Linked DNA regions of Homo sapiens: region 1 is linked to region 2. Evidence: read pairs that join two places in POLR2A ChIA-PET (ENCODE). Cell type or tissue: GM12878. All regions are shown on one strand.

Region 1 (2,500 bases), 480 kb after region 2:
AGAAGCACCCTCTTTGTCTTGCTTTCATTCCATTTATTCCTAACAATTGAGGTCTGGGTAGCTCTCTAAGTGGTTATCAACTTAAAGCTAAGATTCTCTGATTACAAAGTTCGCTCAAATTATGTATGTAGTAGCTATAGCAGAGAACAGATGAGGCCATCAATTATCTCAATTCTCTCCAGGAGTAGCAAAAACATTAACAGAGGGATGGTAGTGAATTATAACTATTTTTCTAATATAGGCATAGTAACCATTCTGAAGGGACTTAAATGAATGAGTCTAGTATTCCAACATAACCTGAGCTTCTAGCTCCAAAGACAACTCACCTATCATCACTCAAATCTAAAAGGATATTCAAGCTAGAAAAAATCTTGAATGTCTGTTTTGCTCTGGAACATGTCAGTCCTTGTAAAGGAATCATCAAGAGTTGGTTTAAAATTTGCCTTGCCATGTACAGCTAAATTATAAATATTGGGATAAACAAGATTTGCCCTCTTTGAATAGACTCTGACAAGAAGCTACAGAATAATTAGCAGTAATTAGGCAATAATTCATATCCTTAACTGGAAAATCCATTCCAGGGAAGCTGCAGCAACAGACATTATTCCCTAACGAAAGCTTTTCAGGTGAGTTATGAAGTAGACACCAAACGGAATAAGAGCAAAGACCAGCAGACTAAATTCAGTGTTTGCTAGTAGAAATGAAAAGCATTCTTTTCCTAAGGAGGGTTGTTAGAGCATTAAGTGCTCAAAGTTTAGGCAAGTAAAATAAAAGCATCCTAAAAGGCTATGGATGACTTAAGACCTTAAGAACAAATCCAGGTAAAACCTAGAATGTTGTCTGGTGTGGTAGCCACTATCCTCATGTGGCTATTTAAAGTTAAAATAAAATCAAAATTAAATTCCTAACTAGAACTCCACATGTCAAAAAGAAAAGAAATCCAGATACAGGTCTCACACGCTTCACAAAAAATTAACTCAAAATGGATCACAGACCTAAACAAAAATGAAAATTTCTAAAACTCCCAGAACATAACATAACATTGAAGAAAATCTAGGGGTTTTATGATGACTTTTAGATACAAGACCAAAGACACAGTTCACAAAAGAAAAAATGTGATACACTAGACTTCATTAAACATTTCTGATCTGAGAAAGAAACTGCCAAGAAAATACAAAGACAAGACAGGTGCGGCGGGCTGGATGGGCGCAGTGGCTCACACCTGTAATCCCAGCACTTTGGGAGGCCAAGGCGGGTGGATCACGAGGTCAGGAGTTCAAGACCAGCCTGGCCAACATGGTGAAACCCCACCTCTACTAAAAATACAAAAATTAGTTGGGTGTGGTGGCGGGCGCCTGTAATCCCAGCTACTCGGGAGGCCAAGGCAGGAGAATCCTTTGAACCCAGAAGGCGGAGGTTGCAGTGAGCCGAGATCGCTCCACTGTACTCCAGCCTGGGCAACAGTGTGAGACTATGTCTCAAAACAAAAAAAGACAAGACACAGAAAATATTTGCAAAAGACATATGATAAAGGATTGTTACTCAAAATATACAAAGAACTCTTAAAGCTCAACAATAAGAAAACACACAACCTGATTTTAAAATAAGTCAAAGAACTGATGAGACATCTCACGAAAGAAGATATGTAGATGGCAAACAAGTAAATGAAAAGGTGCTCCACAACATATGTCATTAGGGAAATGCAAATTAAAACAACGAGATACTACTACACACCTATCAGGCCAAAATCCACAACAATAACCACACTAAATGCTGACGAGGACATGAAGCAACAGGAACTCTCATCCACTGCTGGTGCAAATGCAAAATGCAAAATGATACAGTCACTTTGGTAGACTGGAAGTTTCTATAAAACCAAACATACTCTTAATCATATGATCCAGCAATCACACTCCTTAGCATTTACCCAAAGGTGCTGAAAACTTATGCACATACAAAATCTGCACATAGATGTTTAAAGCAGCTTTATTCATAATTGCCAAAACTTGGAAGCAACCAAGATGTCCTTCAGTAGGTGAATGTATAAACAAACTGTGGCACACCCAGACAATGGAAAGAAATGACCTATTGCAAATGAATACCAGAACAGAAAACCAAATACCGCATGTTCTCACTTATAAGTGGGAGCTAAATGATGAGAATACATGACACACAGAGGGGAACAACACACACTGGGGCCTTTCAGAGGGTGGTGTGGGGGAGGAGGGAGAGAATCAGGAAAAATAACTAGTGGGTACTAGGCTTAATTCCTGGGTGATGAAATCGTCTGCACAACAAACACCCATGGCACAAGTTTACTTACGGAACAAACCTGCACCTGTACCCCTGAACTTAAAAGTTCAAACAAAAAAGAAAGAAATGACTTATCAACCCATGAAGACACAGAGGAACCTTAAATGCATATTACTTAAGGAAAGCCAATCTGAAAAGGTTCCAACTATATGACATTTTGGAAAAGGTCAAACTATGGAAACATTAA
Region 2 (2,500 bases):
GAGGGTGGGCCCCCGCGGCCTCGTGTCTGCCGTGCCCCACCCCAGAACTTGTCTTTGGTCCCCTAGAAGCTACTGAACACCTTAAGGAAACAGAGGCAGCTGAGAGAGAAAGTGATTCACGTGAAGGCCCACGGCTAGTAAGAGGCGGGTCCGAGAAGGAATCCAGGTTCTGGGACTCTCTGTGAGGCCGAACCCTCACAATGGCACAGACCTGGGCTTTGAGCCACTGTGCGAATGCCATGGTGGTTAAAAGCCTGGGTCCTGGAACCAAATGCCTGCTCCATCACCAGAATTGAACCTCTGCAAGCCTCCGTTTCCTCATCACCCAAACAGGGATGTGATGGTCCCACACCCTGTCGTGAGCACTGAGTGATGCGGTCATGCACTCAGTATGAGGAGCCGGCTGTCATCACATAGGGACAGGGCTCTCCCTCTCCCAGGCCAGAGGGTCCCCAGCAGAGCCCGCTGCTCACCTTTCGGTCCTCCTCCCGCTCCGCAGCAGAGCTGCTGGTGTCCCCGGGGCCGCTGGAGGGCATGGCGGGCATCTGGGCGCCGGGAGGCAGGCTGGGGCTGCGCGGGGCTGGGGGGCTGCTGGGCTTTGGGGAAGGAATTATCGTGGTCTTTGGAGGCGAGAGTTAAAACTTAAACATAGATCCCGGTGTTGAGCCCTCTGGTGAACGGTGCCTCTGTCAGCCTGTGGGTGGGGGCTTCGATGGCTCCACCTGTGGGGGAGAGAAGAGGATCAGTGGGGCGGAGCACCCCACCCTCCCTGGGTCAGGCCCTCAGCCCAGGGCCACACCTGGCCTGTGAGGCCTGGGGTGTTGCTCCTCCTTCTGGCCTCACCAGCACCCCAGAGAGCAGAGAAACCGAGGCAGGCTCCCTTCAGGGCCACCTCCTACCCCAGCAGCCTCTGAGAGCCTTGGAGTGGCAGCAGTCTCCCCTCCGTGTCGCTGCGGCCAATGGGTGCCACTTCTGGGACCTCCAGCTGCCTCCGCCTCCTCCCTTCTCTTCATTCACAGCCTCTCTCTCCTTTGAAAGCTTCCCGCATCCTCCCTCCCACCCCAACCAGCCCCTGGGAAATCCCAGCCTCCCCCAGAGGCCCCTAGCCCAGCTACGTTTTCCTTCTAATCTGTCCTCACCCCCACCCCCACACCTCCCGCCACGTGGAGGAAGTGAGTGCAGTCACAGGATGTAGTGAAATGAATGTCACCTCACTTCAGGACCGGTGCCTGGGCCCAGAGAAAGCTGAGGTCTGAGCTCAGGCTGCAGGCCTGGTTGGCTCTGGCCTAGGAGGGAGAGGCCACGGCCACGGCCAAGGCCACAGGCCACGGCCACACTGAGGCAGGAGTGAGGCTGCTCTCTCCCCCACCCCATGAACCAGCCTCATTTGCCTGCAGAGTTGGTGGGCTTGAGGGGTCCTCTGAACCCACACGGCTGAGTTTAGGGGCTTTTCTTCCCTCTGCTCCAGGTGTAGGCCTCAAGCCAGAGAAATAACAAAGCCTGCAGCTCAGGCCACAGCTGGGGTGGGGGTGTTGCTGTCTCAGCCCCCTCACTCAGAGACACACAAGAGCTCCCCTGCTCCCCACCCCCGGAGGAGGCGGCCGCCAAGCCCCTGCCTTGAGTGTGCCAGGGCCCAGGAGGGGATTGGCAGGCAAGGGAGAGCGGGAGGCAGGCTGGATCTGGGCCCACCCACACCCTTCCCCTTCCAGTTCCTGGTTCTGCTTCCCCAGCTCCCCCTCCCTCCTGGGCTTCTCCTCCCATCCCCCTCCAGTCAGGGCTCCCTGGAAAACCAGGACCGGGAGAAAGCACAGGCTTGGCTCTCCTACAGGCCTAGCCCCTTTCTCCAGGGGTGCATTCTTGCCTGGGAGTGGGTGCCCCAGCCCTGGCTGTGCCCCAGGGGGTAGTGGGAGGAAGGAGCTGGCAGGAGGAGCTTCTTAGGGCCAGGACAGGAAGAGCTCCATCAGGTCAACCCAGAAAGGCTTGAAGCGGACCTGCCCCACAGCTGAGCCCTGAGGCAGCCCAGGTGCACTGCGTCCATTCCCCATACCCCTAGGCACAGCGCAGTGCTGGGCTTAAGGAAGGTTTGCTGCCCGGGTCCCGAGAGGGTGGACGGCAGCGGAGAGCAGCTCCATCGGCCACATGCCACTCAGGGCCTGGCTCGTGCTCTGCATCTGGGCAGCTGCTGTGCCGTGCCCAGTTTACAGGTGACGGTAAGATCAACAAGGCCAGGACCCATCAGAGGCATGAACCCAGATCTCTCTGACACTAAAGTTCTGAGGGGTTGGGTTCACGTCCCCCAACACACACCACAGAAGCAACTCTGAAGATCCCAAAAGAGAACTGGTCCAACCCAGAAGCACTCGGCTGCCAGCCCTTAGCAGCCAGTGATTCCCTGTCAAGCCTCACTCCCCATTTGTTACCACAGACATCTCCAGCCACACTAAAACAAAAACCTTCGAAAGGGTCAGAAGCTAAGAGGGGCAGAGTCTGATTGGAAAGA

What was found. ChIA-PET counts read pairs that join two places held together with the same protein. Peaks named below come from ENCODE experiments on the same cell type or tissue, not always from the same donor. Only the 100,000 strongest peaks of a DNase experiment are listed, where the experiment ranks them.
Region 1: POLR2A ChIA-PET joins it to region 2 with 5 read pairs; 1 of 35 experiments calls an interaction of 5 or more read pairs at or near these places.

Annotation. Positions count from the first base shown.
Region 1 is chr2:25,795,965-25,798,464 of GRCh38, forward strand. All of the region lies in intron 5 of ASXL2 (ASXL transcriptional regulator 2), which reads right to left. Among named protein-coding and RNA genes, the nearest start is that of ASXL2, 81 kb to the right of the region's middle. In GM12878, no CTCF peak of the experiment used is centred here; no DNase peak of the experiment used is centred here.
Region 2 is chr2:25,313,440-25,315,939 of GRCh38, forward strand. DNMT3A (DNA methyltransferase 3 alpha) reads right to left here. Exons shown (of 23, transcript NM_022552.5): 2 at 474-722. The coding sequence starts at 545. Among named protein-coding and RNA genes, the nearest start is that of MIR1301, 14 kb to the right of the region's middle. RefSeq lists enhancers at 1-348, 349-1,112. In GM12878, no CTCF peak of the experiment used is centred here; a DNase peak (open chromatin) is centred at 1,211; H3K27ac peaks cover 1,630 bases.